2 separate regions of the Mus musculus genome follow, and region 2 is linked to region 1. A link is a loop called in an ENCODE intact Hi-C map of the cell type or tissue named here. Cell type or tissue: left cerebral cortex. All regions are shown on one strand. Each heading gives the region's core, and the rest is flanking DNA. Links, peaks and the distances in the headings are about the cores only.

Evidence for each region. Hi-C counts contacts between places; a loop is a spot of excess contacts. Peaks named below come from ENCODE experiments on the same cell type or tissue, not always from the same donor. Only the 100,000 strongest peaks of a DNase experiment are listed, where the experiment ranks them.
Region 2: a loop joins it to region 1, with 4 times the contacts of the local background. A loop is called at or near these places in 2 of 42 quality-filtered maps.

Annotation. Positions count from the first base shown.
Region 1 is chr17:73,876,981-73,888,853 of GRCm38, reverse strand. It overlaps Xdh (xanthine dehydrogenase), which reads left to right. Exons shown (of 36, transcript NM_011723.3): 35 at 2,335-2,511; 36 at 4,371-4,959. The coding sequence ends at 4,421. Among named protein-coding and RNA genes, the nearest start is that of Xdh, 67 kb to the left of the region's middle. In left cerebral cortex, for the core only: a CTCF peak has its summit at 6,469 (motif pointing right); DNase peaks (open chromatin) are centred at 5,307, 6,494, 7,053, 7,354 and 1 more place.
Region 2 is chr17:73,824,419-73,836,291 of GRCm38, reverse strand. Ehd3 (EH-domain containing 3) reads right to left here. Exons shown (of 6, transcript NM_020578.3): 4 at 8,730-9,142; 5 at 8,082-8,246; 6 at 4,199-6,374. The coding sequence ends at 5,847. Among named protein-coding and RNA genes, the nearest start is that of Ehd3, 26 kb to the right of the region's middle. In left cerebral cortex, for the core only: no CTCF peak of the experiment used is centred there; DNase peaks (open chromatin) are centred at 4,666, 5,088, 5,542, 6,153 and 1 more place; H3K27ac peaks cover 3,133 bases.

The sequences.
Region 1 (11,873 bases), core at 1,868-9,867:
TAGAGGTAAGCATTAAGTTGCCAGGAAGCAGGCACAAGGTAACGAAAGGTTCCTGGCTTTGGGACAAGTTAAGGTTCCCGGTTTGGGGACAAGTTAAGGAACTATGATAACCTCAGTGTAGTGATCAATAGATCCTCGCTGTGTAGTTATGCTTTTTTCTCCCGTTGACCCTTTGTGGGTAGGTCTGATAGTTTTGGTCTTGCTTGTTCTGATATATGGACTCTGTTACTGTTTGAAACTGTGTGTAGAGGCAGTCAAGACAGGTCAGAAAATCCTTACAGAGCAACAAGAAAGTATGTCGGAAGAGGAAAAGGGCTTAAAAAGAAAAAGGAAAAAGAAAGGAGACACAGTGTTATCAGGTGGACAGAAAGGACAAAATAAAAGAGTTGAGGCAGAGGAGGAAGGCGAATTAGCTTTTGCTCCCCCTCCCTATGCCTCCTCGTCAGCCATCTATGGGCAGACCTTCTGTCCGGAGGTCTGGAAAGAGGATAGATTCTCCTTGCTGGGATGTCCTATTTTCACTGATCAAGCTGAATTTGCATGGGATAGAGATATGCTGCTTGATCAAGGTCGATTTGCACAACAACAGTCAGGATATCCAGTGCAGGTGTTTAAGCAGGTAAATCAGATTGCCATAAGGGCACAGAAATCATTGCCCAACAGGGGGGAAGCTAATGAAAACTTGACTCTCATATTGACTCCCCAGATGGACACACAGGTGATTGAGGTTATGGTCTCATCACCACGAGGTATTGTGTCCATCCCCCCTGGGGATCGAGTAGATCAGGTGTTGATGTGGGCGAGAGGGTCTGTTTGTGTGTTTCCACAGGACCAGACAGAACCTCTTTGGGTGCCGGAGAGATTGATGAGACGCTGCAAGAATGAGGCTCCTGATCCAGTTGCCCCTGTGGATGTGGTGGATGATCCCACAAGCACAAAGGATGGAGCCGAGATGAGAGATCCTTTCGGTATTCCAGAAGCCGATACCAGCTCGACATGACGTTTAAATTTTCCCATGCCTTTTTGATCCCTGAATTCCCCTTAAAGAGATAGCCCCTCTGGCTATCTATCCCTTGCTTCAGGGAAGATGAGCGGGGATGAGAGCCCTGGGATGTATGCTTGTTATAGTGTGTGTGTGTTTTGTGTTTGGCACATGTGTTAGGTGCAGAGTGTGCGGTCCGCACTTTCGCTATGGTAGCATAGGCTTTTGCTGCAGTGGAGGCGGGACAATCTCCTCAGATTCGGTTTGCCGCTCTAAAAGAAATTATGCTGCGTTATGCCGTGGGGTGCGAGGCTAAGCACTGCACAGAGGATAGCTTGCTGTTGGCATCCTGTGGAAGGCACGTCTGATTGCATGAAGGTTCAGTGTCCTAGTTCCCTTCCCCCAGGAAAAACGACACGGGAGCTGGCCAAGACCTCTCTGGGTGATGAGCCTAAGGGATGGTTTTGTGTAGGGCCCCTATGCTTGCACACTGGGGATCAGACCTCTACCTTCACCCATGAGGCTTGCTTGCAGCAATTAAGATCTGGCCATAGGTTAATTAACATCCTGGCCTTTTGATGCACCTGCCGCAAGCAAAACACAATCTCCCCAGGTGTGGCTTGGCATGATAGAGAGGTAGTCAGTGATAAGACTCCCTGGGCATGTCACCAACCTAAGACAGGGATCAAACCAATGCTGTTTGTCACCCAAGGACGGGTAAGGGGCATGGCTGCGGGGGGCTATCTACAGACATTCTCTCTGCCAAAAAAGAAAAAAGGGGGAATTGTGGGGAGCGGGTGTGGCGGCAGTCCCAAAGGCGCCAGGGACTGCAGCTAAGTCATATGACTTGCACCTGACTTCCTCATATAAGACACAAACATCTTGAGTGCTGCGCAGGTGTACCAGGATACAGATGAATCCAATTTGGTGGAGATTTGCCCCTGCTGCCCTGATTAGCTGAAGCCTCGTGACTGGCGAGGGGGCATGGCCTGCAGTGCGTGGATGAGAGAGAGTATAAAAGGAGTGAGAGGCCCAGGGTTCGGGGGAGATATATAAACAAGGGAGATATAAAAACAGGGGAGATATAAACAGGGGAGATATAAACAAGGGAGATATATGGAGAAAGAAGAAACAGGACTGAATAAATGTGTGCAGAAGGATCCTGTAGCAGCGTCGTTCTTCCTGACTAGTTGAGCGCGCTCGACAGTTCGCTGTGGTTGCATCAGAGCTGGGTGCAGTTGTTCCCGGACATCACTTGGTATCTCAGTGCAGGGCTCATGGCCTGGCCTCCTGGGTCAGTGTGATGATGTTAAAGTCTGGTTGATTCTCTGTTCTATATTCTGTCCTTTCAGGCTGTCGGCGAGCCACCTCTTTTCCTGGCTTCTTCGATCTTCTTTGCCATCAAAGATGCCATCCGCGCAGCTCGAGCTCAGCACGGAGACAGTAACGCCAAACAGCTCTTCCAGCTAGACAGCCCCGCCACTCCGGAGAAGATCCGAAACGCTTGTGTGGATCAGTTCACCACCCTGGTAGGATACTTGGACAAATTCCCACCCCACCCTGGGATGGATAGGGGCCAGCTGGCAGACTTGAGGGGAAGGTGCTGCAGCGGGGAGAACTCTCAGCCTCTGTTTTACCCCGCTGGCCTTGGGGTCAAGGATCGCTTTCCCTGAGCCATGTGTGACACTGAGTTGAACTTGCAAGAGAATAGTGACCCCCCCCTTTGAAATTGCCGCTTGTACATGGACTTCTTTCTCGGTGGGAGGGATGAGGTGCGTACAGACCTTTGAGACCTGGGAATGTTACCATTTTCCAGCTGGCTTCAGGTAACGGGAAGATCTGCAGAACACCCAGTCTTTGCTGCTAATCACTATCACCTGGGTGACTCCCCTGTTAAAAACACCGTGTGAGGGCTGTGGAGAGGGAAGGGAAAGGAAATAATATGATTGGTTAATGATGTTTCTTTCAACATTACCATTTGCCCTCCTGATACGGGGGCACGTAGATAGGTACGCTCAAGGACTTTGCAGGGTTTTTTTTTTTTGGGGGGGGGCAGACGGCCACACTATGTGGTGACTGACTTCCACCCTGGAGAGGCGCGTAGTAGCAGAACAGTAGCAGTAATCTTGCTACTGTTAATGACTGTAAAGTAAATATCTGATGTGCAGGATATCTGATGTGCAGGATATCTGATGTGCAGGATATCTGATGTGCAGGATATCTGATATGCAGGATATCTGATATGCAGGATAATCTGATGTGCAGGATAATCTGATATGCAGGATATCTGATATGCAGGATATCTGATATGCAGGATATCTGATATGCAGGATAATCTGATGTGCAGGATAATCTGATATGCAGGATATCTGATATGCAGGATATCTGATATGCAGCCTCCTAAGGGGCCATGACCTATAGGTTGAGAACTTCAGTAGAGGAATTCTATGGTCTTCAGGACCCTTCCCTTTGGGAAGCCCCTTGGTTTTACTTTAGATGGGCGATGCCAGGTGAAAGGAGAACTTGCTAGGAGCACTTTCCCCCCCACAGGATCTCAGCGCTAGCCTAGCCTACATTGTATGATACAGTAGCTATGCACAGAGAGCTCTGATTATACTCAAAGCCCCTGTTGGATTGGCAGATGGGTGGATTTTGACATTTCACAGCCTGTAGGTTTATAGGTAAAGTGAGTACTTGTTGCCCCCAATATGACAGGCATGAGGTGTGGACAGGAGAGTCCTCATGGCAGGAAAATCTGACACCCAGACCTCTATTCTAAGAGTGAAGGAGACAGGTAGATTCCCAGGCAGGCCATTATCGTGCCTGCTGATAGCTTTAGCTCGGAGGTGAGAACTGGAGAGCACGTCTTACGCTATGCTACTTTATTCCCAGGACCCAGAACCCAACACGTTACCATTGCTCCTGGTTACCCGAGCCCTGTATCTTTAACAAGAGTGGTACCTATGGGCAGGTGGCGAAGTAGGCTTTTTGCAAGGAATGGGATGCAAAACTCAATCATTTAAAGAGGCCCACGGATGCCTCCAACCTAGATCAAAGACTCTCTTCTCTGTAGCAGCGCTCCGGTGATTACAAAGCTCCTCTGTGGGCTCATGTGAACATCTGATTCCACATGACAGTTGTGCTTCCTAAGGACAGCAAGTGCCGTGCATAAAGAGACCACCAGACTGGCTGCTACATCAGACATGCTCAGTAAAAATAAAGGAAGGACTAGGAACTTAAGGGGTCCTGTGCTGGGGTGTCGTCCTTAGCTGAGACTATAAAATGGGGTTTGGTCTTGGCATGGTGTTGGTTGTGGTGTCTCTGTGATAGAGTGGGAGGGACACCATAGAAGAAACATGGCAATGACAATTCTTTCATTTCTTCCTAGTGTGCCACTGGAACACCAGAAAACTGTAAATCCTGGTCCGTGAGGATCTGAAAAGGAGGCTCCCCAGTATGGTTTTATACTACAGCCCTGATTCCTCGGAATGTCAAGTGCATACCGTAGTATCCAGATTTCCACACATCCCATGGGGACTCAGCAGGATGGCATTTTCAAGAAAATGGACAATTGTGATCCAAATCATGAGTTGCAAACAAACCAATAAGCAAACGGGGAGCTGCTGGCCCAAGTGGCAGTTTTGAGTAATTCTGGGTAATTCTGAGTCCATTTTTGATCACATATTTGAAATGAGGTTAGCAAGGGTTTGCATTATGTCCCTACTCGCCACATGGCCTGTGTAACTAAGATTCTCACACACCTCCTGACGCTGAAACCAACGTTTCTCTAGATCTGCATGCTTTCTTCAGAGAGCTTATATCTGCCAAGCCACCAAGGGCCGTGTTGTAACCGCAGCTGCACACTCATAGTCTTCAGTGGAATAGTGTGTGTGTGTGTGTGGGGGGGGGGGATTAAAACCTCCAACTGCCTTTACATCATAGAAGACAATAAAACATGATAATGAATGTGGGGTTAATTCCAGGTCTGTTGAGCTACTAAGGTTAGATTATTCTCTGGTGCAAAACTCCAACCAATCTAATCATTGAGTGCCTACAGCGCGCTGGGTCTCTTCTCTCCTCCCATTTATGTATACATAAGATTCTGTTTAAGGACTTCCCTGAGAATAATTTTCTCCTAGAAACTGTGATACTGAGGTCAATATCAGTCAGAGGGGAAAGCCCGAGTTCGACTTCACATGTGTGCCGTTCAAATGCCTTCTCTTCCTCTGATGCATTTTATTGGGAAATGAAAGACTTAGACCACAATAATCACTAGGATCTCCCCCTGCTCTAAGTCTATAAATACATGACCCGAAAACTCCTGTTACGTAAGGGAGCTGCAGCGATCAAAGACTTGGCCCCCTTTGCTCTTATGCAATGTCTGGGCCGAATGAACCCTGCGTAGATTCTTCCATTTGCTCGCAGTTGGTAAAGAGAACAGGAAAGATAAGCCCCCCCCCCCGTCCCCCCCACTGCCCAGGCAGGAGATTCCAGCACAGCACAGTACTGAATGGACGAGGTAATGGGGTCAGCGGCTTCCTTTCAAGCCCCCAGCCTGCCAGACACAGTCTTCATGTCTGGCCACGGGAGGAGCACAGGCAGAAACGATGCAGATGCAGACGGTCATGTCTGATGTCCTAATAAATGTGTCCGTTAGCTGTTTGCCATATGAGAGATGCTTAGAGGTTCTCCCATCAAATGCTAGCATCTTCCATAGCTAGTCATTATTTCTAAAATGAGTGAGCTTGTGCATGTGTATACACATGCACACGCGCACACACACACACACACACACACACACACACACGCACACACACGCACGAGCGCACGTGCACATGCATGCATGCATGCACATGCCACATTCTCTTTTTCCTCCTTCCCTCCCCCTTATCTTTTTGGGATAAGATCCCAGGCTAGCTTCAAACTTATTATATAGCTGAACATAACCTTCAACTTACAGTCCCCCTGCCAATTGCTAGGATTGCAGGCATCTGCCACCTTGTCCCACTTATGGGATGTTGGCATGAAACCTGGGGCTTTGTGAACATAAGCACTTTATAATGGAGCAACCTCCCGCCTACAAACACCTTTCAATGTAGTCTAGATATGCTGTTCTTACAACATGGCAGAGGTTGGCAATGCTTTAAACACCGAGCTGGTATTTACACTGAGCTATACAGACCTGGTTCAGATGATTTTCCGCAAGGTTGTGAGATGTACCCTTCGTTAATGAGGTTCTACTGAGTGAACAGTGAATGACTGGAATTCCCTTGTGTGCTGAGGTTGACGCAGGAACCCTGTTCAGGGGAACTCACGCAGAAATTTGTGGACTAGAACTCTCCATGCTACTCTGAGGTGTTGACTTCCTCAGATATCTTGCCTTTCCTTCTGTCTTACCTTAATCCACATGGTGCCTCAAGTCTGTGGAGTGAGGTCCCTCAGTCTCTCCCAGGGCTAACCAGCGTTGACAGCAATGTGACACTACAGCCTCTAGAGGGCGGTAGAAGCCCGAGGATAAGGCAGGCTTCTCCAGATGGCCCGGCAGTGTGGCATCTGTGGTTATTACTAGGACACTGACTTAGGATCCGGGAGTGGATCAGATATCCTCACGGGCTTCCCCGGGAGCTGGGTTTGAACCTGACAAGCTGACAAAAATCTTCTCAAAGGAGCTTTTTCAAGACACGGGTCAGTCGTGGGAGGGTGACAGCCAGATGGAAGGCTAGCAGGGGAAGGCAATTCTTGTTTTTTTTTTTTTGAACATCTGCAACATGCCATGTGCCAAATTTAATGCTTTATCTACAGAGCCTCATTTAATCCTCCAAGTGGCCCTAAGGGGCAGGTACTCTAATCCCTGTAAGCACACGAGTGACAAGCCTTACTCTCACCGTGCCAGTAGTGAGGGGTCTTAGTCAAGACTGCTTCCTTCTAGAAGCCCACCAGAACCAGGGGTAGCTCTTCTGCCTAAAAGGCTGACAGACCTGACATACCATGGAGGGGATCAATCTGATTATCAGAAAAGCCCAGGGTCCCTGATGTGCAGGATAATGGGAGCTAAGGCATCAGAATGCCTGCCTGCTCACTTGCACGTGGGGTAAGGACTCCCATATTGGCGTGGATAAGATAGTGAGTGACTTGAGGTAAGGGAAGCCTTGAATGCTCATCCCACTCTGGGTAAGGTGGCTGGGGTGCAGCGAGGAGAGGGCGGGATGGAGGTCTTCAGGAGGAACCCTGGGCAAAAGATAAGAACAGAAATAGTCCGGGCTGATTGATTTATGCCTGGGAACATCCCCGAGCCCGTGATATTTTTATCTTTAGCTGACAGAGCACTTGGAAGACCAGCACTGCCTGTTTTGGATCTTGCAGCTTCCTTGAATGGCTGAGGCCTGAGATTGCCCTCATGGCCCCAGACCCAGGAAGCTGTGCTTTTGTTTTTTTCCTCTATCCTGAGGTAGAGAAGGGCATGTCCCTAAGTTGGAAGACAGACTCTATGACTCTCCTGTCACCTGAAACAAAGCAGCCATTGACACTAGTGGAAGTGACAGCCTCTGCCCAAAGGGATTCTGACGTCATCTCTGCCCTTGAACTTCCAAGGCCTTGCTTACAATCCCCCAGACCAACTAACTCAGCATCCTAAAGCTGGAAGGAACATGGAGACCATAGAATATGAGTTCACAAGGTGGGAGTGGGGGCGGGGGTGGAGGTAGCCAGCTGGGTCTAGATCTCCAAAGCCATTTAATGGCAGAGCCAGGCTTACGATACAGCCTCTCAACTCCGAGTTCCTGCTTTTCCAACAAAACCACGAGTCTGCTAATTAGGTGGGCCTTCTCTTCTGTAGCCTTCACTCTAAGAGCTGGGAGGTGACCAGAACCTGGTTTTCCCTGCTTGGAGAGGAGATGAAGGACCAAGCTGAGCACCGTGATAAACGGGAATGTTTGATTGCTGTGCCTCTACGCCCGGGCTCTGGGAACAAGATTCTAACTCTTCCTTACTTTGCAAGTGGAGAGGAAAGCATTAAGTGCAAGAACACTATCTCATTCCGAAAGCAAGGTGCCAACTTGTCACATGAGGAACTGTGTGAGGGCGTGGTGGAGAACTGGTTTTGCCTCCTGTAGCGTATTGTCGACGTGAAAGGGATACAGCACTCGAGTATTACATTTGAGAGGCTCTGCAGAGGTTTCTTTGAAGCCAGAAGGCTGTATATTGCCCTTGACAAAGAGAGGAGAGCATTCGTAGGTGTGTATGTACGTCTATGTGTGTGGGGACGCTGGTGGTGGGGGATCTTTCCAACCAGGGAGAAAAGGAGGGAGACTCGTGAAGAGCATTTGGAGATCCACTTGGGCAGGTGTGGTCAAGTCAACTTGAGGCCTCAGGACGGTGAGAGGCACAAGGCCAGGGTCAGGAGCACTCCTGCAGTTTGGCACAGCAAGGGGACCAGTAGACCAGGTAGGGTGGGGCCACTCAGGATGATCATCTGGAGGGTTTAGTGTCACCCCAATGGGAAAAGGAGCTAGCACTGTACGAGGCCACAGGCTCCAGTGTGGCCACAGGGAATGTACTGGGTACTCTTTTATGGCTTGACCTCTCCCCTTCCCATCTCCCTTTCAGTATGGAGGAAAAGTAGCAGTCCTTCCTCGCCTGGGGGCTCCGTGAACAGGAGCAAGACCAAGGGTTCTCATCTTGGGATTGTTTTCGTTCTGACATATTCCTCCTTCAGTCTGGGGTCCTGGAGTGTCTCTTGGACAATCTGAGTGGCCTGTGCTTGGGTTCCCTGTTTGGCTAATGGTCCTAATGCATGAATTATCACTAAGTGTTGTTGAACCAGCGTGTGTGTGTGTGTGTGTGTGTGTGTGTGTGTGTGTGTGTGTGTGTTCCTGTGTTCCGACTAGGTAGCATATTTTCAGTTGCCCTCCTAGGTGGGTACATCCCTGTGGACACTTCTTTCTCTTGCTTTCCACCCAGGATAGGCTGGCACAGTGACACAGGAGACTCTGGTAGCTCTGGTAGCTCTCCGGTGTCAGAAACAAACACCCACAGCCTGCCCAAGCCCTTGTCCTTCTGCTCCCTTTTCTCTGGCAAGTTTATTTTGCTCACCTAAATCTCAGTCCATTCACATGTAAAATAGTACCATGAGCTCATCAGGCTTGCCTGGCTGTTGTGAGGAGTGAATGAGGTCAGGGATGGGGATGGGGGTGGGGGTGGAGGGGTGGGGGTGGGGCCAAGGCAGGAGAGCTGGGATACAGCTCAATGGTGGAGCACATGCCTAGCATGCATAAGGCCTTGGGTTCCACCTCCAGAGCAGTCACCTCCACCACCACCTGCCAAACTTACTTTGTAGGCAGCAGAATTCTCAGAGTTGCCAAAGACATACTATTGAGCATCAGGGGGTGTGGAGCGATGGGGAACAGGCAAGCATGGATAACTGCGGGGCCCCGGACCAGGTGTGGCCAGCTTCTATCATTACACACTGACATATAGGACACAGTGGTGGACGATCACGTGTCATACATGATAGTGAAAGATGATCGTGTGTCTCAGTTCCGGTGACTTTCCCTGGGAGGAAGACGGCCTCTCGGCTCCCCACAGCTGAGTAGAACAAATGAGATTGGACAAGGAGCCCATCAGCCTTGCCCATCTGGTGCCATAACCCTTTATTCCGACTTGCAGCCATATTTGTCTTATTTGTAAATTTACATCTTAGGACCAGGTACATATGTGCTAAAATTCCAAGCACCTTTAGACTCCTTTCGAACAGTCAGAAGTTTTCTTTTTTCTTCCTGTTCTTTTTTTTTCCTTTTCTTTCTATTCTATCATGTCAGTATCCATCACGTTAGCTATTCTTTCTCACATCTGCAATAGCCTCAGGTTCGCATTCCCGTTTCTAACTGTCATAGCGACTCATTTTATTAAACAATAACCATCCATCCAGGCAGTGAGCCATCCTCCCAGCAAAAATTTAGCACTAACTGTACACTAGCTATTCTGTGGTGTTCTGAAAGGAAAATGAAGACGAGCCAGTATCACAGAACCCAGGAAGAGAGTGATGTCCTACGCAGAAACAATAGTAAGCTCGGGTAGACTACAGCAATGGCTGGACACTCTCTGGAGCTGAGTGACAGGAAAAGTCCCAGGAAGAAATACTCACCTGTGGTTGGAGGAGTCAGGATGTTTATGAAAGTAGCCTTTGTAACGATGCTAAATGATATTCCACGTTTCAATTAACTTCAGGTTACTATGATAAAATACCTGAGGCAGTTTATCTAATTAACAGTTACGGAGGTTCAAGTCTGTGACTGGGCAGTGCTATTGCTTTGGGCCTCTGGCAGGGCATGTGGCTGAAGGATGCGGTGGAACAAATACCAACATTCGAGCTGCAATATGAGGGCAGGGGAGCCCATTGGCATAGCTTCAATGATACAGGACCACTTACTATGACAAGGCTATTGGATGCAACTCCATCACTCTGCATCTTTTCCGTTGAGACAGCCATCTCCCCCAGAATCTGGAGCTCGTGTTTTTACAGCTAGGCTGGAAGCCAGCAAGTCCCAGTGATCCCTCCTGTTCCCCACATACTACTTGGAGTTGAGGTTTCAGATGTGCAAGGCATGCCCAGTTTGCTATATAGATGTTGGCCTCCTGTGATGGTTTGTATATGCTTGGTCTAGGGAGGTGTGGCCTCGTTGGAGTAGGTGTGTCACTGTGGGCATGTCTTTTACTACCCTTGTCCTAGCTGCCTGGAAGCCAGTCTTCTGCTAGGAGCCTTCAGAATCCTCATGCTTTGCCTGTGCCCCTCTAACAATGGGAGACAGCCTCAATTATGCTTCCCTGACCACTTCTGCTGAATCTTTCTTGACCCCAGAGAGACAAAGTTCTGTGCTCATGTGACTGGACCCAAGAGGCTCAAGGCCAGTCACCTTAATAACGTTTGCAAAGCCACTTTGGTGACACTGTGTAAATCTACTTGCCCAGATCCAGAGGACTAGGGCCCACATGTCTCCGAGAAGCCTTTGACCTGCCTGCTATGAATGGGTGGAGTACACCTGCTGAGGCATGAGGAATGGCTCTTTGGGAAAGGAGCAGGGGACAAGAAATAAATCCCTGGAGCACAAAGAAAGCCACCACCTGTCCTCTAGATACAAACCAGTCAATGCCTCCAAACAATGAGCCTGCAAGCTCTTGAACAGAGAAAGACCTTCTGAAGGGGACATGGGCAACCACCGGCTAAATGGATACTGGGGTCAGTTCTGCCTGGGAATTGCTGTCATAACACTTCATAACCCTTGTGTGTGCTCTTCCCTTACACTTTTACTGTCCGTAGATAACTTTCATTTCATAGTGTTCATGAATCACACAAAGCCACAGCCTATCATATGAATAAGATGATGTCCGGCAATGTCGATTCTCAATGAGGAAACCTGTTCACACTTGGATGTTTTGCGAGATGCCTTTAAAACCTGGCAGTATGTCTCCCCAGCTTTCTGTGCCTATTTATATGCTTCCTTGATGTTATTTTTAATGGGTATGTAATTTTCCATTTGTATAGATTGAACCATAGTTTATTGAATGAACTCTCCCAGTGTTGACATTTGACTTGCTCCCAAGTTGTTTTAACATCATCAACAGGACTGAGGTAAACATAACAAAGTTGGTTGTTTTTTTTTGTTTTTTGTTTTTGTTTTTTTTTATAGACCTGTGAGGCAGGATGTTATCAGACACTCAGCAGGAATGTGGGAGAGGTGTCTGGATGTAATCATAGCTGGGAAGTGTATTGCCCCGTGCCTTCACAGAGAAGAGGGCTTTTGGTAGAACCACCATGTTCTGTTCTTAACTCAGTGGCTCCTGAAGGCTTTAGGTGGGGCCCTTGGCATACAAAGGAAAGGAGAGGTGCTGAGGC
Region 2 (11,873 bases), core at 2,132-10,131, 53 kb after region 1:
AGCATTCTCATGAGGCCAACAGGTTTGGTTATTTGTTCATTGGTGAGGTGTGTGCCATTATGACTGGCTTTACAGCTTATTGTGTTAAGCAAGGTTGTAGAAACGTCTTCAAAACAGACATGAAAACAGAAACCTAGGTGCTTTTATGAAGGCAGAGGCTTGCCATTGGAGCCCTGATCTCAGCATTGGAGGCTCTGCTGTGACCTCCGAAGTTCTCAAGTGGTCTGCACTGAAGCCACTACTCCTGCCAACCCATGCAATGTCCACAGCCCAGTCAGTACCAGATCATAGTGGCTGTGTTTTCCTGAGTGACAGTGGGATCAAGAGGACACAGGTGCTACCCATGTAGTGTACAGGTTCTTAAACACTTTTCAGGTATCAATACCTGGACACAACGGTCCATCCTCTCCCCAACTCTTGTTCCCCCTCCACGCCTTTCTTGGGGTTGGCTGGCTTTCTTCTTTGCCATAGACAGAATTATTTTCTGTTCTCTGATGCCTGTCCCTTCTAGTAAATGCCAATAAAACTAACCCATGTAGAGAGTTGATATTAGTGGTGAGCTTTCTGCATCCTCATGATGGCTTCGAAAGGCCTACGTAACCTCTTCTTAAAGGAACAATGAATGGAGGCACAGAGGGCCACATGGCTGGTCCACTGCTGAAACTTAGGTCACCTGATATCCCAACACCTGCTTTCTCCAACCTCCTCCTATGCAGCTATGTTTATGATTCATCTTCCAGTTGTGGCTGTTACCATGGAGCTTCATTGATACTTTCTAGCTTAGGGGAAGGGGCCTGGTGTCTCATGAATCCTAAGGGAAATAAATAAAACCTCTGTTTCTAACAAGTCTTATTTTACAGTATTGAGTATCCTAAGTTTACTCAATCTCAGTCAATTCTTAGGAAAGAACTATTATGTGTTCACGTTGTGTGTGTGTGTCTATGTGTGTGTGTGTGTGTGAGGGTGCACATGTGTGTGTGGAAGCCAGAGGCCAACATCAGGTGCTTTCCTTAGTTCCTCTCTGCCTCATCTGAGACAAATTCTCTCACTGAACCTAGAATTTACCAGTTAGCTAGATTGATGGGCTAGTGAGCTACTTGTTTGTCCCTTAGCCTCCCACCACTGGGTCATGGGTGCACACTACTGCACTCTCATTTTTTACATGGGTTTTGGGATCCAAACTTAGGTCGTCATGGTTGTGTAGCAAGCACTTTAGCCATTGAACCATCCTCCCAATCCTCTGAGAAGGATTACTGCTTTGAAAATTCCTGTGCCATTCTCTTTGGAAAGCTTGGCCATTCTGACTTATCTGAGAAGTACCACTTCAGAGTATCCTCCGTTGATCCAATCTCTCTCTCTCTCTCTCTCTCTCTCTCTCTCTCTCTCTCTCTCTCTCTCTCACACACACACACACACACACACACACACATACACACTCACAAACATACACAGACAGACATATACATAGACACATATGTACTATGTACACAGACACACACATACAAAGACACACAGATACACACACACATACACACAGATACATCATCATCACCATCATCATCATCATCATTATCATCATCATCATCATCATCATCCCACCCACACTGCCTACAAGGTCTCCCAGGGTTAGGTAGGCAAACATAAAGTGGTTGGTGAGCTTCCATGTTTTTTCATTTCTACTAGCATGTTGGCCACTAGGCCATTTAACCTTACAAAAACCTCCAGCTCACTTCATCATGGTTATGAATCTGCAAAGCCAGAAAGTCAATGTTATGGATACAAGGTTCACCTCCAGTGATCTATTTAAGCAATTTCTCATAAGTATAACTGGTATGTAGGACTGAAGACCATTTCTGGAATCTGGCTGCAAGGAAGCCTTGGAATTTTAGTTTTTCTTATTTTTCAACTTATGTGTTTGTTCCTGTGTAGCTCTTAGCAGACAAGTGTCCAGTTTTCAACACTTATACTCTACCAGTTTCATACTGTAAGTATAGTTTGTGTGTGTGTGTGTGTATGTGTGTGTAAGATGGGAGAAGTTGTAGATTTACAATGGATCCTGTTCAACAGGCATTAGTGACAAGTTACAAGGACACAGTGATGTAACATGCACACTTGCTTCTCTAAGTCAGGGACAGCCTGCTCACATTCTCATCTCACTAGCCAAAGCCCTCACACAGCCCACCAACCTTTAAAGGGGAAGGGTGATGTTCGATTAGGAGGGTGCACCCTTGTTGCTCCGCTGGGATGGCTCACACTCCTCCATGGCCATGTTTTCTTCCATGTGCTGAAGATACTGAAAAATTTTTCACTTACATTGTCTTATGGGAAAAAAAATGCTAACACAGTTCCCAAAGGCAAAATTCTAATCATGCTTTGCAGTCTTTCTAAGTCTGGTATGATTTGCTGGGCTGGAAACAGCATCTAAGTTTGTATAAAAATTCTGTCTATCATTCTTGCATTTAGGAGGGAAGGAGAGGCTCAAGAGGCTGGCTCTGGAGTTTTTTCTGCTTTCTTGGTAATCATTTCCAAGGAAGGACAGTGCTCCTGGATTCCATTAGATTACTGCATGAGCAGGACCTAAAATCATCTCCTGAACCTGACCGCAAGGAAACCTGGGAATTGTAGTTTCTCTTTTCAATGATACACGTGCCCCTGGGTAAGTCCAGGGACCAATGCGGTTGCCCAATTCCCTATACTCCTCAGGTGTCCACCCTCTCTGGATGTTTTCTGTGACTTCTACTTTCATTCTGCCTTGAAGGCACTTCTAACTCCTTTGAGTCCTTATGTTACCTGTATCTGCCCCCAGCACTCCCTCTTTGTCTTATCAGTGTTTTATAAATACCTCACTCCTCCACCAGGATGTGAGCTTCCTGATATGCTAGGAAGCTGGTTTGATTAATCTAAAACTAGAGTAGACTTTATTAAGTATTTCTGAACGGTTCAAAGAGCAAATCTCCATGGTTTCCCTAAGAGTCTTTCTGTGGGAAATGCTTAAGATCTCTTAAGTGAAAGATGGCACATGGATGGTCAGATTACAGAATAGTTTGAATGTGTGCAGAGGTCAGTTGGCATCCCACAGGGAGAATGAACAAGCTTATTCTCCTCCAGAGGGATCTTGATGGACAAATTCTCACATCCTAGTTCTTAGAACAGAGGGAGCCAAATGGGAGTGAGGATGACTCAGAGAAACATGAGTCTGCAAACAGATGGCCGCACCCTGCTGTGGTGAGCAGTTCACCTAGATGCATGTGTACATCAATATATTTTGGTCAGGATTTAACTCTTTGGTAAAGAAGTAAGCTTCACTGGGTCAGGGTTCTGGGATGTTTCTACTTCATTGACAATCTTCATGGTCAAGGCTGATCATGTGGGAGAAAGGAACAGTAGAGGATTTTGTAAATGCAATGGGCACCATGTGTCTTGGCTTACCATGTGAGAGGTCTCCTTGGTTGAGGCAGGGGATCACTGCAAGTCCTCAGGTCCTGCAAGGGGTCAGCAAGCCATGACAGCTGGAGCCAGAGTAGTACTACCCACACTAGAATAAATCACAGCTTTCACCCCCCCAGCCCCCAAACACACACACACAAACACACACACACACACACACACACACACACACACACACACACACACACACACACGAGAGGAGACCCAAGCATAACCTCATCCTTCCAGATAGCAGGAGAATAAATGTGGAATTCTTATACCTTCTAGATCCTTCTGGGTGGTCTTGAAGACAAGGTGGGGAGACAAGGAGATAGAGAAGGGTGGACATGTGGCATGATCATCATACACTGTGGCATGAGGCACACACATATCTCCCTTTCTTATGAGCTAAAGCAGACTTGATCTACTATTTTATTTTACCTCTGGCTCAACATAAGGTATAGGGGAATGGGTTCTCTGCTGGGTTACTTTGGTGGCGTTTTCTGAATTCAGACCTCTCTGTCTTAGTCTTCCTTTACTATCGACTCAAGAGAAATCTAAGTTTGATGAAGTGAACATCTCCACTCCAGAAGAGCAGCAAACAGTGGCCATTGTAGCTTCATGTAAGCTAGATAAGATCACCAGTCCAGTAGAAGGTGGTGCGTTCATGACCTTTGAGTAGATGAGCCACTGTCTTCCAAAGTTGCCATGTAACTAGGCATGCCATGTTAGAATCTAGTGCTATGCAATGATGCTCAGTCACCAAAAGAGTACCAAAGGGTAAATATGTTGTATTAACATGAATCCTAATGACAAACACACTGCAGTTATAAGCACATTGAAGATACACAGAACAGTCGATATAGTCTGAACATAGATACAAAATAAGTTATACTTGCTTTGTTTTCCATCACAGTAGGAGTGTAGCAGAGAGCTACTGCAACAGTGGGCATAGGGCAAGCCAGGGGGAGACCACAGAGGAGATAGAGGGCACTGAGAATGATGGAAATTTTGCCAAGGACACCAGAGTCCTTGGAACTCTAGAGAACAAGGTCCCAGTCCTTTCAAGATGGCCTTCTGTGAATTAGCATGAAGTCCTGCTTTGTAAAAGCCTGGGGCTGAATTTGAGCTGGGATGCTTTAGGCTAATGAACGGGAGGCTGAGCAGGAATAGGCACAGACAACATCTAGCAGTCCAGCCCACTCTCCTGATGGCTTGGCTGGTCTTCTGTGATGTTGTGAACACGAGGCGCAGGCCAGAAGGCACAGTTTGCTTCTACAAGGTGACAGATGGTCAGATTGTTGGCCCATCAAAGGCTGGTGAACCTCCCTCCCTCCCTTGCCTGGATGCTTTGGAAGGCTGTGTGAGGGGCTGTGTGTTCAGACTGTCCTGTGCTTTGTCACCACGTAGCAACACTGGGATCTTTCATCCATCACAGAACTGGGACAGAGGGGTGTCTCAAGTTCTGGATTTGAATCTTCTCTTCTTGGGACTTCCCGGAGTTTGGGAAGGTACCCTAAACTACTCTGAGTCTTTGGCTCTTCACCTGAAAAATGCAGTAACAGGAGGGAAGCAAACTTGCCTAGGGCATTCATGAAGGCCACAGGGACTAATACATAGAAAGTGCCTAACCCTGCTCTTGCCACACAGGAATGGCTTGGTATGTATAAAGAAACTGAGTATCCAGAGATACCACGCTGGGGGTGGGGGACAAACCCATGAACCACCAATCCAATGTCCTGTTGAAGAAGACCACAGGGTATCTTCCTTGTGCTTTCCTACCAAATTTTTCTTTTTTCTTTTCCTGTTTGTGAGTCTTTGACCCAAAGTGGCAGGCAGAATTCAAGGTCCATGTTTACTGAGGAAGACAGAGAGTCTTGGGTTGAGAAAAACACAGAGAACATAGGCCAGTGTCTTTTCAAGTGTGGGGTGCAGTGCCCTATGGAGGTTTCTCAGATTGGTCCTCCTCTTTCAGCTTCTCCTTTCCCTCACAGCTCCCAGGCCCTGAGTCAATTTCTACTTAGGAAGCCCCAGAGGGAAAAAAAATAAAAGCATAGAAAATAAAGCAAATTTTCTATTCCATGAAAAAGCCTTTTCCATCTGCTCGGAGCCTAGATGTGGAGGCACTGGGGGTAGAGTGGGTGGGCCATCTGTGTTAACTGCCTCATGTCTGTGGGGGAATGGAAGATGGAGGGAATGTTTGGACACAGGCCTATATCCTAAGACAGAGGAGGGAAAGCTGCCCTTCTACCAACCCTGGGAACTTGGAGAGGTGCTCAGACAAAGGTGAACCCTTCTCATTTATAGTGTGACTGTCAAGTTGTGTGTGTGTGTGTGTGTGTGTGTGTGTGTGTGTGTGTGTGTGGTCTACATGTCTATCCTCTCTTTTGATACTGTCTGTCTGAGGTTACCTGGCTCTCTCATTCTGATACTTTCCTCTTAGATGGAGGGAGGAGGTGGGCAGGTAGCTCACTGGGCAGCTCATGCCCCTCTAGCTTGACTTTGATAAGGTGGTTGGCCAGGGCAAACTCCTCGTCATCCAACATGCCATCCTTGTCAATGTCGGCTAGCTTCCAGATCTTGCCCAGCACGCTGTTGGGCAACTTGGAGCGCACCATCTCCTTCTTGGCGTTGGCACCTGTGATCTTGCCATCCACTGGGGATAAGGTGTAGAAGATCTCATCATACATAGGCTTGTCCCGCGCCACCACCCACTCGGCATCATCGATGCCCTCCCCAGCTCCCTCTCCATAGCCGTGCCCGAAGGGGCCTTGTAAGGTTCCCTCAAATGCTCCGCCCTTCACCATCTGGACAGGCCGTTGGGTCTCTTCCTGGCGCACCAGCACCATGAGCTGGGCAATGTCATGAGCCAGCATATCATCAACCACTTCCAGCAGCTTGCTCTTCAGTGGCTGGAATTTGCTGAAGTCCTGGGCCTGCAGCTGGTCCTGAGAAGAGAAAGGAAAAGGATGAAGTAGAATACAGTGGAAGGAGATGCTCATATCACGGAAGGTGCCTCCTATTAACGATAGAATCCTTGCCCAATTATCTTTCTAGTGAAAGCAACGGGCTGTGTGAGGGGACGGGAGCAAGGACCTGATGGGCTAAGGATAGGTCTTTTATGAAGGAACAGAATAAGAGCTGGAGCTGGGGAACAAAGAAAACTAGTGTTGGTTTTGTTTATTGTCATCTCTTTAAATATTGTTACAAACTGGAACTCAGACGTTTCTTCCAAAGTTAGTTTTGGCTGTTAATTGGTGAACCTTGAAGGCAGTAGTCCTCTGGGATGGAGTCTTGCTCCCTAACTACTGTTCTTGGTGCTCTTAGAGGTTGGGAAGTCATACACTAGTCACAGTTAGTGAGAGGGCCAGAGTGACCGGGGTGGGAAACCAAGGCAACTAAAACCGTAACAAAAGCCAAAGGTCGTTCCTAACCTTATAGTTCTCAACCAGGAATTTCCTGGATATCAAAAGACTGACCTAGGCACAGGCATGTATGTAGACTATATGAAAGCTGTCTCTTTTGCCTTCACATGTCCACCCACCTACATCAAAAAAGAAAGATGCTCTAGTTTGAAAATCTTTGCAGTCTCAAAAGACCCTCAACCTAGAACATCCAACTCTCCTTGCTTCTAGAACAGTGGTTCTCAACCTTCCTAATGAACCTTTAATACATTTCCTCATGTTGTGCTGATCCCCCCATCATAAAATTATTTTTGTTTCTATTCAAAACTATAATTTTGCTACTGTTATGAATCATAAGGTAAATACCTGTTTTCTAATGGCCTTGGGCAACCTCTGTGAAATTGCAAAGGGGTCGTGACCCACAGGTTGAGAACAACTGTTCTAGAAGACCATAGATGCCCACTGCTGCCCTGGTCTGGCCACAGCAATCTCATTATGTGGGGAAGAAGGCCACTAAACATGGATGGGCACTGACGAAGATTTAAAGGCTATTTACAGCTACAATTCAGAGGCAAGTGCTGGCAGGAAGCTTCTTGCCTCCTCTCAATGGCTGGGCCAAAGAGGATTCTGTGGGGAGCAGAGCAAGACTCTAGGTTAAGGGCCTTGCAGGAAAGATATTTCACTGGGTTCTCAGCAGTTGTGTACAAGAACCGTTGAAGGCCCTGTTTATGGATGCCAGGAAAGCTCTGCATGTATCTAGCTTCTAATGGCATGGCGGCTTCTTGCTTGGGTTCCGGGCTTTTCTATGTGATGCTTATGTGAATGCTTTGCTGCAAAAATACTAAGGACCTCAGCTGACAAAAGGCAGGTGAAAATGCTCTCTCTGAGAATGACTTTGGAGAAGACCACATCCCCCGCCCCCAAACACACAATCCCAAGTGGTAGCCTTAGGTTCAAGGGCTTGCAACATACCCAAAAACATGCTGTGGGCCACAGGCTGTTCCCAGGGAATTCTGGGATATGTTGAACATGTGGCCTTCACTAGGTAAGGTCTTCAGTGTCATCAAACACAGCTCTGTGCCTTTGGGGACAACTGGGCTGTTTCTCTCCAGCCTTTGCTATGGCATTTGCTGTGAGTGATTGTGACTTATGACTCTGGCTTCTCCCAGGAGCTCTGTGAGCTCCTTCATTTTCTGGCAGCCAGCTAGTAAGATGCCGTCTCCCAACCGTAGGGACCCTGACCCTCATTACCTGCATCCTCTTCAGGTTGGGGAAGTCTCCAGGGGAGATCTGGTGTTCTCGCTCAATCCGGCCATAGATCTCAGCCAGGTTGTTCACCAGTTCTTTCTTTTTGGTGTCCTTCCCAAACACTGAGGGCATCTCCTTCTTCAAGGAGCTGATGATGTAGGCGTGGACCTGACAAAGAGGAAGAGGACAACCTCAGGAGGAGCCTGAACTGGCCCTTCCAGCCCTTCCTCCTGACCCTGCTTCTGAAACTACTTCTTTCGTTCCTCACAGTCACGTGCTAGTACGGTGAGACTATGGAGAGGGAAGGTCACAGCGGAGGGGGTGAGAGCACTGCTGTCGTAGACACCGACAGTGGCAGCTTCTGAACACTAAGGTGTCTGGCACGGTGACGAGGGTTTTCATGTTCTGTTCCTCTTCCTCTTCCACCAGCCCATTCATTTTGTGAATGTAGAAAACAACACAGAAACTATCAAACCTTAGCCCTCCCAGGAATCACTGAGGTGGACATGGAGCCAAGCTCCAACCTGGCCATCTAATTCAGAGCCAGCAACCATAACCACCCACACTCTCCTACCGAAAGGACCTCAGTTCTGGCAATTGAGCTCTACTTTCGAACCTGTTCACGGTGTACTTACTTGGCGGCAGCCTTACCTTGGCCAGCCGGGCTCTCTTGATGAGATCGTTGAGCTTTCGAAGAGCAGCATTACGGGGTAGACTCTGAATGTCTCTGAACAAGTCTTGCTCTTCAGCTTCAAAGAGCTTCCGGTTGTCGGGAATGAGGAGTGGGTGGGACCAGAAGGAGCCAATGTAGACCCGGATCACCTCGGGGGTGTTCACGATCTTCCCCAGGGACCACATGAGGGCTCCGTATACTCGCATCAGCTGCTGGGTCTCGATCTGGTCAGCTTTGTTCAACACTACGCGCATCTTGTCCTCATGGTTCTTGAGAGCCTTGATGACTTCTGAGAACTCATCGGAGATGTCCAGCTTGTGGGCGTCGAAGAGTAGGATAATTCGGTCCACCCGCTCAGCAAACCATTCGAGGACCGCAGCAAAATCATACCCTGTGGTGGAGTGACAGTCAGTGAGAGGAGCTTTGGGGCATGGAAGTAGAGTGAAGGGTCCAATGTAAGATAACACACACAGTCTTGGAAACTGTCTCTGGGTTCACATGCTGGCTCCTCCCATTTGACTGTTGGACCTTGAGCAAATTACTGTGGTCTCTCTCTCTCTTTGTGTGTGTATGTGTATGTGTCTGTGTGCATGTGCATGTGTGTGTGTGTTTGCAGTCATAGGAATCAAACACAGGGCCTCATGCATGGTATCCAATTGTTCTTCCACTGAGTTAGATCCCCAGGGCTCCTTACCACTTTCCATCTATAAAATGACCATTAGGAAGTATTTGGCTTGTAGAATGATGGAGATGCTCAGGAATTGCTGGGCTCTATTATGAGCATTGCTATTCCCATAAAGGGTGGCCACAATCCATTTATCTTATTTATTAAAGTTAGGGGTCAGGGATCCTGATGGGAAAAGAACTCTGGACAGTATTTTCATGCTGATATTTTGAGATTGGCTCCTACTGTCTTGCAGTATCCCACGTTGGCCTTGAACTTTCTCAATAGGGCAAATTTAGCCTTGAACTTGAGATCCTCCTGCCTTAGTCTCCAGAGTGCTGAGGTTCCTGGTGTGTCTTGTCATGACCCGCTTGGACACTTGTTTTGAATTGGAATAGATTTAGAAATTCTTCACAAGGCACAAGCCAAAAAAAAACAGAAGATACAGGCTACGGATGCATGTTCAGACCATGCCCATTTCTGGTTGGGAAGAAGTCTTGAGTTCTTGGTACGGATTCAAGTGATTTATTCTCCTATAGTTCACAAGATCACTTCCTTCCTCAACTGCTGCAGCCCCACCCAAATTCCCAACTCCGATTCTGTATGAGAGTCCTTCCTGAGGATGTGACCGGGCCTCTGGCACCTGGTTATCCAGTACTAAGCTACTTCAAATCCAGCTGGTTCCAGGAACTCTAGGAATTCCCATTCTGCTCAGTTCTAAGCAACTGCGGGTCTGGGAGAAGGAGAAATTATCCTGGTTTGATTATGCCGTGGTCTCCAAAAGACTCATCCTGGGGGCTTGACTGTCAACTGGTGGGCTTTTGGGAAGTGAATGGATCATGAGGGCTCTGAGATAACTACTGGATTAACTCCTTGGTGGATTCGTAATACTAAGGGCATTATTGGGAGACAGGAGCTATGTGGAGGAATGGGTCACTGAGGTGGGTAAGAGACCCAGACTTTAATTCCAAGCTCTTCTTTTCCTGCTTTCTGGCCCTAAAGGGTTAGCAGTGTTGCTCTGCCATGCTCCAATACCTTGATGTTCCATTCTTACCAAAGCACAGAAACAGTGAAACCAGGAGACCATGGACCATGAGACAGACCTGGCCGTTCCTTTTTTTAGGTTATTAGCCTTAGATGCTTGTTACAGTGGTGAAAAGCCAACCACAGAGGGAGAGGTTATCCCTGGAACTATGATGGTTGCCCAGAAAGCTGTAGGCATCTACCTGTCTCAGCTTCCTCAGTGCCAGAATTATAAGTATAAGGGGACACAAGTGCTTCTAAGTCTAGCTTTTTATTATATGGGTTGTGGGACTCAAATTGAGGACCTCATGTTTGTATGACAAACACTTTACAAACTGAGCTAAATCTCCCTAACAATGGGTACCCATTATCCTCATGTAATTAAGGAACTCTCCCCACAGCCAACCTGAACAAACCTGCTTTATGCTTCTCCATCTCTCCGATACCAAGGGCACACAGGGCAGGCACCCCATCAGCATATGCTGCACACAGTTGACATAGAGTCCTGTTCTGCCTTTTACATCCATGAAGCCCTGAACAGGTCACTTCTGGACCATTAGTTTTCCAGTTTCTAAATTCGGACCCACCAACGCTTTGACCACAGGGTTGTGGAGATCAAATCTAAGACGAATGGCTGACACCACTTACTTATGACCTTGCCCAATTGCCCAGCCCCTTCCTAAAGAACTCCTCAGTGTGTTCCCACAGGATGGAGCTTACTCAACACGTCTGTGTCTCCACAGGATCACTGGCCTGGGTAGGTTCCCTGTGGTTTCTGCTTAGTTTATTAACTTGATATGCTAGAAAATTGAATCCCCTTGCTCATCCTTGGTTTCTGCATCTGGTATGGATGATTCTTTTAAACTTCCTTTCTTGGTTTACATTTCTCTGCTTCCAGGGCCAGAGGTGTGAGGACCGAGAGTGCAGAAACATGGAGATAAGACCCAAAGAGAGAGAAACACTGGGGGCTGCTGCCATGGGGGCCCTAGGCATGCTAAAGGAAGCCTGCTGGGGCCTGCTGATGAACTGATGGCTTCCAGGAACCTTTCCCATGATGCAATAAGCACAGAGGCCTCCTATATTAATCCTTTTGCAAACTCTGAAAACTCTGGTAAGCTGCTATCGCAGTGAGGAGCCTCCTCTGAGGAGTTTGGTGGGGAAGACTGAAGCCCTGGCTCTGTAGGCTCCTCTGAGGCCTACCCTCCCAGCTCCTGGCTACTCCAGGGCTCCTGGCTACTCCAGGGCCTGTGTGACCTCAAGGATGTAGGTTAAGTTGCTTCCATAGCCCGGACTTATATGTATGCCCAGAAATGAAGGCATAGGAAAGGCAAAGACTGGGCCCAGTCAGGAGAGGTGCACGGGGCTACCTTTGCCATTTGTCTTCTGAATGTCCTTCTGCAAGTCTGACTGTCTTTGACTTGGCTGTAAAAATGTG